Linked DNA regions of Homo sapiens: region 2 is linked to region 1. The links are chromatin loops, found by intact Hi-C in ENCODE. Cell type or tissue: prostate gland. All regions are shown on one strand. Each heading gives the region's core, and the rest is flanking DNA. Links, peaks and the distances in the headings are about the cores only. Region 1 overlaps MEIS1 (Meis homeobox 1). Region 2 overlaps LINC01798 (long intergenic non-protein coding RNA 1798).

The links. A loop is a pair of places that touch in the nucleus more often than their neighbours do. Peaks named below come from ENCODE experiments on the same cell type or tissue, not always from the same donor. Only the 100,000 strongest peaks of a DNase experiment are listed, where the experiment ranks them.
Region 2: it touches region 1 in a loop (7-fold over the local background); 24 of 110 quality-filtered maps call a loop at or near these places.

What each region holds. Positions count from the first base shown.
Region 1 is chr2:66,442,534-66,447,913 of GRCh38, reverse strand. MEIS1 (Meis homeobox 1) reads right to left here. Exons shown (of 13, transcript NM_002398.3): 6 at 4,866-5,012. Among named protein-coding and RNA genes, the nearest start is that of MEIS1-AS2, 4.9 kb to the right of the region's middle. RefSeq lists enhancers at 1,860-2,196, 3,832-5,380 and a silencer at 3,963-4,257. In prostate gland, for the core only: a CTCF peak has its summit at 2,563; no DNase peak of the experiment used is centred there; H3K4me3 peaks cover 4,309 bases; H3K27ac peaks cover 4,929 bases; H3K27me3 peaks cover 872 bases.
Region 2 is chr2:66,692,326-66,697,705 of GRCh38, reverse strand. LINC01798 (long intergenic non-protein coding RNA 1798) reads right to left here. Exons shown (of 6, transcript NR_110156.1): 6 at 2,118-2,503. LINC01797 (long intergenic non-protein coding RNA 1797) reads left to right here. Exons shown (of 3, transcript NR_110265.1): 3 at 411-676. Among named protein-coding and RNA genes, the nearest start is that of LINC01797, 8.2 kb to the left of the region's middle. In prostate gland, for the core only: no CTCF peak of the experiment used is centred there; no DNase peak of the experiment used is centred there; H3K4me3 peaks cover 1,253 bases; H3K27ac peaks cover 4,508 bases.

The DNA of each region.
Region 1 (5,380 bases), core at 132-5,131:
CATTAGTATCATTGCTTTCCATTATTCATGCAACTTGCACTGGGGACTTCCACTGAGAGAGAGATTGAAAGAGAAAGAGGGAGACAGAGAGAGAGGGAAGCTACGCAAAGGATTTTTTGTAGTATTAGCGTTTAGACTTAGAGACATTTACCAATGTAAGTGATCTCAACCTATCTGCATCTATGGTGTACTTTTTTCCCCTTGTTTTTTCTAGAATGTTTTAAAAGTGTCCCTATTAAGAATCAATACATCCCTACTCTGAAACTCACACATAAATACACACTAAAAGCCAATCAGAAAGTAACAATAAAAATATACCCAGTAAACAACTAACTTTTAATTCAAAGGGTGCTATGTAATAAAGGGCCTAGAATGAACATCCCAATTAGCCAGTGTAGTGACAAGCAGTCAACACCTTATTATTTAATCATTAAAGAGAATCTTGCCATAATTTCCATTTGACATATATTTTAAAAGGAATTAAGACTATATCACATGACCCACAACACAATCAAATGTAAAGTTAGGTGATGCTAAGACTTTATCACTTGCAAGTCCTGTGGACTGAGAGGTTTCAGGATTAAGGCATTAAGTGGGAACCTACGAAGCATTTATAATTTAAATAAGATGTATACAAATGGAAGCATTTAAAAACAAACTACCTGACAAAGGGACCATTTTTCTGCCTCCCGCTGTTTGTGTCCACTTTTCTTATTGGATGACAAGGAATTGCGGACATTTCTAGTATTCGTAAATATTCGCTGGCCCTATCTATTTGCTTCTAAAGCAGCAGATCCCATCCATGCAGGACATTAGGTTGTTTCTTGCCCTCCCTGCCTCATCCCTGACTGTGACACCTCCCTTAAAGAGAAAGCTTAAATCTCCCTTGCAAGAATTTCCCCCGCTTCTTCGGAGGAGGGCGTTTTCTGTCAAAGTTCTACCTCAGTTTAAAGGATTTTAAGCCAAACTCTGCTTCAGAAACAACATTGTGAACTTTTGAAATAAAACAATCGCCATCAGAGTTCCCAGGACCACTTGGGAACCAAAGCGCACCGGGCCCGGCCTGCCCCAGATCCCAGAGGCCTGGCGGCCCTGCGCTCTCCAGTCTGGGCTGCACAGCCCCGGCGGCCGTCCCCCGGGAGCTCGGCAGCACTTGGCATTTAACCTGCCTGGCGAGCGTGGCTCTCTGGTTCCATAACTGCAAGCCATATTACTTCTCCCCAGACGTCAGAGACAAATCTGGATTAACATGCAACAGGGCGTCCTGTGCAGCCCGACAGCCTTCGCCCAGGAGCTGCTAAATGCAGATTCAGACGAGGACCCCCCGGAGAGCTGCTGTTGAATAAAAACTGTAATCCAAAGGGACCATTTCTCTGCCTCCCGCTGCTTATGGGAAGAGCCAGGGCCACCGCTGAGGCCCGAGCACAGACCTAGCTAATCTCGGCTCGCTACCGGCAGGCGTGGCCACCCCGGGAGGCGGCCCTGGGGGCCTAGAGACTCTGCTCCGCTCTCCCCTCTCTCCCAACGCGTTCTTGGAGTGGAAAATGCTTAGATTCAAGGAGTGGCGCGCAATAGAAGCGGCCTAGGAAGGAAGCCGACTGCTCCTTCCTGGAGTGCGGCCTAAAGTCTAGCAACTGGGTGGCCAGGCCTCTCCTCGCCTAACCCCTCTTGGCGCCCCCTAATCCACCCAAGGGCCCCTAGAACACGCGCCCCGCTTCCGGTCGAACCCGCATCGTTCTCTGAAGCCAAACAGGCTCAACCCTCGCCTCGACGCCTAGCATCATGGCCCCCCTCTCCCTCTGCTCCGGGGTCGCAGCCGGGACCTCGCCCCACGCTGAGGCCGGGAAGCCCCTGGCGCCCCTCGCTTCCCCTAGCCTCTGGGAGCCCGGAACAGCCAAGCCGAGCCGAGAGCGCGGCGGTCAGGAGAGGGCGCCCAGGAGGCTTGCGCCCGCCAAAGTGGCTCTCTCCGGCAGGGACCTCCAGGCGGCCCGGAAGACTGGGAGTGGGGGAAGGAACGGGATTACAGCTTCTACTGGTGTCTTAATCCTATTTTTAAAATAAATAAATAAATAGGAAAGAGAGAAGAAAGAAAAAGGAAAGGAAAGGAAAAGAAAGGACTAACGCTACAAGGTCAAGTGGATTTCCGCCGACTTAGCCCTCCGGGATACCGCCTAGTATCAAAGTCGTCGATCCCAGGTCCCCGCGCGGGTGGCAGTCTTCGCGCCCTCCGAGGAAAACAGGTAAAATAAAATAAACCGTGCCGCCAACGGGCCCTAGAGACAGAGGGGTTAATGAGCTAACAAGGCCCAGCGTTCTCACAGCACGAGAAGCGCCCAGTCCCGGAGCGCACCCTCTGCGGAGGCTCAAACTGGCTGGGCTGCATTCGCAGACAGGTGGAGAGGCCATCCTTCCTGCCCGGCCCCCAGGACGCCGCACTAGGGGTTCAGCGCCCCGGAGGGACAGGCCAGCAGGCTCCAGACCGGAGAACTGGCGCCCACCAGGCGCCCTGGTGCTTCATTCGTCGCGCCTCAGCTCCCCAGGGCAGTGGAGCCCACCGGCGGCCGTGGCACTGTACCGCATGCGTCCAGCGCTTTGCGCTCCCCTCTCCAAACCGGACCTTGGGTTTGCTGTCCTCCGACCAGCTGAAACTTGGGTGAGCCCCAGGGGGTCACACAAGCGAGCCCAGGCGCATAGGCCAACAGCGCCACGAGCTCAGCCAAAGCTTCGAAGCCCACTCTTAACCAGCGGGGACCAGAAGTCAGATTCTCATTTTAGAGGTAGAAGACAATAAAATGAGAAGTTTTATCCGATACAATTGCATACCAATATTTGCATATCTGAAGGGAATTGGGTAACAAAAGTTTAGGGAAGGAGAAGGGGGGAGCTCCATGATATTATATTAATTTTTGTATTCTCTCTCCCCCCTCCAAAAAATTCCCATAACTTTGGTCTTTTATCTTTGACTTTAATAAAATAATGATTCCTTGAGAAAATGGGGTATAAATCTTCATTTTGGAGGCAATTAAAGTGTTGATTTCATTCATGCCCCTAAGCGATTCTTGTAATTTGCTCAAATAGCTTTATGTACCCAGCACTCCGGAGCTTTTAGAATCCCATTTTCCAGTTAGGCTTGTTGGATTGCAATTTTTATTCCACAGCAGCTACTCGAGGGTTCCTCAGCAGAATCGGCACTCAACAGCTCCCGGGCCAGGGCTGGCGGGCTGAACCAGACGTGAGGCCCGGGCCGCCCGCGGGGGCCAAGGCTGGGAGCCGCCTGCAGTTTTCCCACTTCTGTGGGGCCGCACTGGGATTGCGCACGCTGCGTGTTCTGTGCAATGGACTACACTGCCGAAAGTTTCCAACTCTCCAGATCACAGTGCGGACCCGGCGCATTGGCACTTTTAAATCTCTGCTCTGCCTGTTTCTCGCTCCCCATGGGCAAAAGAGGAATTCAGCCCATGTCGCGGGGATTGCCCAGAGAAAATCAAGCTGAGAATGTATTTTAAGAGGATGATGTTGAGAGAAGAAAACCATAAGATGACACTAAGAACCAGGCGTCAGGCGCTCGACAAGGACTGTACAAGACAGCCACTGGCCAACAGAGATCATGGCAGAGCTTGCAGAGTAGCTGGCCTTTGGCTTAACAAAGGCAGGCTGATCTCTTCCCCCAAATCTGGACTCACGTGCCGAGTCAGAAAGAGAAACAACACTGGGACTTCACTTATATAGGGGGGAAGGGTGGGAGGGTGCAGAGCAGGCCAGCTACCCAAATCTCTAGACGCCTTGCAACAATTCGCAACGGAACTGTTCTGAGCCCTGTTTCATCTCACTCACTCTACACGTTTTCACTTTCATTGCATTTTTGCAACTCCTTTGGACCAATCCAGAGATACAGCCACAGGAGAGAGAGAGGCACCCTGGGAGCAAACGGTGGTGTTGGGGTGACAGAGAGAGAGAAATCCCCACAGCAATTCCAAATAAAAGTCGTCCCCACTTAGTAACGCATCGGAAGAAGGGCCTGGAGGGAAGACAGGAGAGGAGAGGGTGCAGCAAGCCAAGGCCCTCAGTTGAGAGCAAAGGCGGTGCGAGGTCCCCCACACTCCTTACCCAGGGAGCCGCCGGGGTGCCCCTGATGCTGATATGTCCACAAGCTGCCAACCCAGAGGGCCCAGAGCACATACCAGCTGGAGGATGAGTGGAAAGAAGGAGGAGAAAAGTCCATATTTATCTGTTTTTATAACCTCGGCCTGGTCTTATTTTTTCTATTAAGTACAATAAAATGGGTGAGCTTGCAGTGAACACCACACAAAGCAATGTTCAGTGAGGTCTAGAAGCGTTCGGCCGAGGAAAACTGACAAGACAGGCTAATGAACCGTACAGACAGGGAGAAAATAGCCAGCATTTGCTAGATTTCAAACTCTCGCTGTCTTTCTTAGACCACCTATCTTGGATTTATTCCTAATAAAATAAGAAATAAGCAGACCCTACACTTGTCTTTTCTTGAAGATAGAAGGGGGAAAAATGCTCCGGAACAAAGCCCCTACAATCAGAGGCGGTCACTGGCAGTTAACACTCCCATTATTATAGAGGGTAAATAAAATAAAGACAAAAATTAAAAGCGACAAGAAACAGGTCAAGTTTGCTAGCAAAGCTTTTACAAGCTCATCTCTTCAGGTCGAATCCCAGAGCCAGCCTTAATGAAGCAATAATAGCCACATTATTCAAAAATTTTCATTTCGATGGAAATGTATCTAAAAGGGACTTAATCATATGCAAATAATAAAAGGAGGTGGTAGTGACCCAGCAAGCAATATGCATACAGATTTTTTTTTTTCCCAGGGATGTTGAAATTGAAAAGCGCATACCTGGTCAGTTAGATTTGCTGATCTTGTTATATCTTCACTGTCTGATTTTGATCCTCCTTCTCTATCGTCTATCACCAAATCGATAGGCATTTTCCCTTTCAAACAGCTAATATACCGGTGGCAGAAATTGTCACATAATTCGTGTACCTACATTATGACAGAAATAAAAAAATGGGAATATAATCAGGAGTGCATAAATGACATTGACAAGTGCAATCCACCCCCCTTGTGAGATCCAAACTTCCAAATAGGGGAAACACAGGGCAATTGTCCTCCAGAGACCCCCAGACGCATCCAGAATTAGGAATAACTTTCTTTTCTTGCAAAATAGAGATATCCCAGAAAATTGACAGTGACAAGATGATTCACAGGCTACAACATATTCAACACCCGTGTTAAATTCATCTGCTCCTGGGGCTGTGGTCATTAGAGAGGTGACCTGCGTAGGTGACATTTAAGGTAAACTATTTAATTTCATCCAGTGACTTTATCATAAATCCCTTTCTAATGTGTCT
Region 2 (5,380 bases), core at 300-5,299, 250 kb before region 1:
TAAGAACATGCTGGGGTGGGGCCATAAGATAAGGAAGACACTTTTAATATTCGGAAATACAAACCTAAAAATATCGTTTTAAAATTTTGAGTTAGTCATCAGTGAATAAGAAGCTGTATTCGGCCTGCAGATTAAAGAAAATAAAGTGTAGATCTCATGAATTTAAATTTTTAGTGAATAAATAGGATTACAATATGCTTACATGCTGAGAAAACTGGGATGTCAACCCGTGTGAATGTTCTCTACTCCCTGAAGAATCTATGAGAGAATATATTTAAAATTTTGTTTAATTTCCTTGTTTTTGTTCTGGTTCTGATTGTTTTTGAAAAATAAGAAATCTAAATAATCTCTAAAAAGACTAAATGTAAAATCATCTTCTAATCACTACATTTCTTTCTTTCATTTTTCAGTGAGAAATATTACCACGCGTGCTGATGCCTCAGACACACCAATCTGCAACAAGCAACTAGGATAAAAAATAGTTAAAAGTGAATCAACATTTATCTGGAATATACAGTCCTGACCCCCTTACGCACTCCCCCCCACCCCCCTCCCCGCAACACACAAAGTCATTTGTCTTCTATGTCCTGTGATGTTTTGAGGATTCTGGCAAATATGGCAGTTAAACAAACTTCTAGCACAATCTAAATACAGTCTGTTCAAGAGAGGCTTCCAATGTTTATAGACCATAAGTAAAGAAAAAAAAAATCTGGTATTTAACCAAGAATAGTGCTCTTGAAAATGTCTCAGAACAAAGTGTTTAAGCAAAACTTTGGCCATAGATATTCTCCATTCCTCATTCTTTGCTGATTTTTTTTTCAATGAGGACTTTTTATATGCCATCAGTTTGCTTCTTCTTCTTCTTCTTCTTTTTTTTTTTTTTTTTGAAATTAACAAACTAATTTTAAAAATCAACACCTGACTGGGGACCTGGTCATACAAACTTCCTTTAGATACAGTTGAGAAGAAAACATCACATTTTTATGAAGCCCCTCTCCTGACAGGGGACTGGAGGAGGAACACCATTATGCATTGTTATCAGCGTGGTGTAATTTGACTGTTGACAAAGTATCCGTGGCAGTGCGAATGAGCGCAGTTAGAAGTGTGGCGGATTGTAATCAAGAAGATGCTTAGCTGTGCAACACTGCATCTCGAGCAGATTTGAATCAACATTGCCTTAAGGGGACACACACACATACCAAAAGAAAAAAAATCCATTAATTTTTAGAGGGAAAATTAGAGTGGCACTTGATGAAGTGAAATTTGACATGCGTTAATTGGTGTGCAGCTCTCCTAATTAGAGATTTTCAAATTCTTTTACTGCTGTCACCATGATGGCACATTGTCTTGCTGGACAAATACTAAAATTGCAAATTGGCTTGATCAGGAAGTTTTACGTATGAAGATAACACTGTATCCTCTAGTCCACTTCCAAAAGGTGGACAGCTGGAGAGCAAAGATGACTTTCAGCTTTACCTTCACCCCAGATTAAAAAAAAAAGGATTATTAAAATAGTTTCATTATGAGACTTAATGTAAAGGAAGCAGGTGCTGATACAATTTTCTTAAACAGATGGAAACGTTTCTTTGATACTCATGCTTCTGCTTCATATGAAATATTTCAGGTAGAAAAAGAAAGCCAGTGAAATGCTACATTATATATATACACTCTCATATTTCTCCTTATATTCTTCAGAAATTGGAGTTAGGTGGATTTTTTGAAAGCTCATGTCACATTTTTCCCTGCTCTGAGATCTAAGGCACTCCAGTTCCCCTTCTTGTCTTAAAGTAATTATACTGATGTTTGGCCTCCAGGATGGCACCAAATATGATACCACAATAATTTTTGTTTCCTTTTTCCAACTCGTCTTGTCTAGCCCTTGAACCTCTCTTAATTCATTAACATATTGAATTTTTTCAATTTTCCATTTTCTTGCAATAACAATATTAATGCCGGGGTGAAAGCTTGATTGGAGCTAAATTACTTGTTACCTGCTGGCATTTATTTATATGGCATTGAATTATAAAGCTTTGCTATTGTCATGCCTTGGGCGAATTGTTTATGACACCAGTAATAGGAGTAATTGTTATTGTTGAAATTACCTGTCAGCTACCCATAGCAGTGGCCCTTGTCCCACTGACAAATAGTGACAAGGGAGAGGTATCCTCCATGCGTCCCCCTGATGGCTTCTCCTCTGATAATAAGAAGTGCAGGGCCTCTGATAATTTGCCTGTCACTGTTGAGTGCAGCTCAGAGAGAGTTGGCCAAATTGTTGTCATTCACTTTGACAAAGACAGCAAAATGCTCCCGTGCAAGAGGAGGATTATCAAAATAAATGAAATAGCTTACACCCCCTTTGTTTGGCTCAAGAATTGCCTGGCTTTGTATGAGGTTGTGAAATCAAGGTCCAGTTCTTATCGATGTGCCTCTGCTCATTCTAAGATGAGGATCCCAGGGAAGGAAAGGCACCTTAGAAGACTCGCCATTTTGCAGCTTGCATCGGCTAGTAAAAAATTACATTCAAATGTAAAGGGAAAGTCAATAAAATTGTAATGAGTCTAATATGTCATTAAATACATTAATTTAAAACACATCTAAAATTTACACCTTTTCTTTCCTGCCTTCCATTTGTCCCTCTGATTCTTTTTGGCCCACACAGACATTCAAATTCAATAAGCATTCAAAAATGCACAGGTTTCTCATTTGCAATCAAGTTTTCTTTGAAAGTTTAGAAATCTCCATCTCTGACTCTTACAGCTTTAAAAGATTATCTAGTTGGATTTAGGACTATTATTTCAGATGGTTGGTTCCTTTCCATACATTACCTTTTATTTATATACTATCTTCATGAGTAAAGAGATAAATGAAACATAGTTCCAGGTATGAAGCATCAATTATCACAGGCTTACAGAGGAAGCAAAATGGGCCTGTTATTGCCAGAGTGCAAATATGAATGTAAACCTTTGCATTTTAAAATCCCTTGGTTGCAGCCTGTGAACCTGTCATAGAGGGGGAAAGGGACAAGGAGCAGCAGGGATGGTGTCGTGGAGTGTCCCTGTCTGAAAGAAGTGGGCTTGAAACGAATCAAACCTTTGCTCTTGTAAAAACCAGAATCATTCCCACCTTTCCACAAAAGGCATCATTTCATGGTAGGAAAATTCTTATTTTTAAGGTGCCTGGGAGGCTATTACTCATATATCTTCTTGACAAATACTTCCTGTTATAAGAACTTAAAAAGAAAAGGAAAAAATAACTAGGATAAATGTAAAATATTGGCTCCATATAGGACAGTAATCAGCTGTTTATTGGTCTCTACTAGACAAGTAATGACCAACCACAGTGTTAAGTACCAGCAACATTGCCTTGGGCCCTTGCCTCCCAACACCAGCCATTATCTGATTAGAGAACCTCCAAAGAAGTCACTATTGCATAATTTTATGGGTCTTAACAGCGCAGGTTGGCTGGCAGAAAAACTACCTAGGAGGGTTGATAAAGCAACAGTGAAACATGATTTTATTTACTTCACACTTACACCTTGGTCTCTGAAAGAGTACCTGAGTATCTCAGATGCTGGTGGCTACACAAGAAACCTAAAATCAATTCAAATAGGAATTGCGTGGGACATGGGGGAGGTGGAGGAGGGGGACAAGAAAAGTAAAATTATCTGTCTCTTAAAGCTTTTCATGGACTGCATAGTTTGAAGTAGTGAACAACATTGTTATAGGCATCTCAATCCTTTCTTAGGTGTTATGTATTTAAAGCAGGTAAATAGGGTTTTAGCAGTGCTAAAACCATACATGCAATATGATTATAGGAATAAAATGTGTTTCTAATCCTTAATGATAATGTATTCTTCTAAAGACAACCACTGCATGGTTAACTATGTTGAATGTCCCTGATTAACAAGTGGAAGGCAGTGACACAATTAAGAGGTTATCTGTAGTAATAAAAATGCTCAAACCTGTCTTGGAATGTGATCCCTTTAACAGATAATTTTTAAGAATGCATGTCCTTGCTTTCTCTGTGGAGACACACGTTAGTGATCCCAGGAGGGGAAATAAACATACGTTTTTAAATGAAGATATTTAAAATGTACCCCATATTTCAGCATGTTGCTGTAACCTGGTCTTTTTTATGTTCCTCCTATAAAACCTAAATTAAGCCTCTTAGGAGTGGTTTTGCTGCAGGTTTCAACTAAAAACACAATACATTTTAAATGGTTCCAGTACTTGAGTGCACTTTAACATGTAATCACTAATGTGCATTCTCTTCCTCTCTCTTCCAAGCACCAGTCCTTCTAAAAGGATGAGACTTCTTTAAAATTTAGCTTCATTTGAAATGTAAACTTTTAACAAATAGTAATTGCTTCTGTAGCTCTATTGATGAAGTGACTGGCAGCAAATCTTTTCTTTCTTTTTTTTCCCCCCTCTCTCTGTAACATTTTGAAATACCCATCAGTGTCAAAGAAAACTGCACACGCCTCCTTTGGTGCTCTAAATAAGGCTCAGCAATGTTAAGAAAAATGTCAGAAAAAGCTCAGTGGATTAAAGGAACATTTCTGCATCATGTCAAGGAGGATGGCAGGGCAGACTGGTCTGCATAATTTTGAAAGATATTTTTTGTAAAACGCGTACTCTTATGAACCAAATGAAATTTTATTTGGAAAGATTTGATATTGTATTTGATAACATACAACCTTCAGTTGTTTTTCTAAATCTTGTTATTTTTTAAATATGTCTTTGGTATGTATTCTTTACATTAGAACTGTAATACACTCATCTTTTGGTAGAATGTTCCTGTACCCGGGTGCAGCGTTAAAATACATTTCAGACTCTTTCATGCATTTTTCTTTTCTTTCTAAAATTCTTGGAATGTTCACTCAGCGGAAGCAGTGAAAATGCTCGGCTCTTCCACATGCAAATTTATTGAACTAGTCAGTCATTTTTCCCCTTAAATAAAATGTGTGTATAGTTTTGGAGATTTTCAAAAAATAAATCATTTACATGCATTTGTGTATTAAAAATAAATTGCTGGTGTGATGTTTTTAGTTTGTTTTGTTCTATTTTACTAAAGAATATGCAATAGTCACAAAATAGTGCAACGACAGTAAAATATTCCACAGTATTGTAACTACGTAATTAAAACAACGTCAGAAAACACCTTACAAATTTAATACTAGATACCACCAGAAATGGCAAGATTAGTTTTACAGAAACAAGGTAAGTCTCAGCTGATTTTAAATATAAACTTTTCCAAAACAGGTTAAAAATGAATTTAGACAAATTTGGCTCTTAACCTTTAAAGATTTCCTGCCCGCTTCTGTATGTCCTTTATTACATTAATTTTTTATTTAAATTACACCATTAACTGGATATGAATT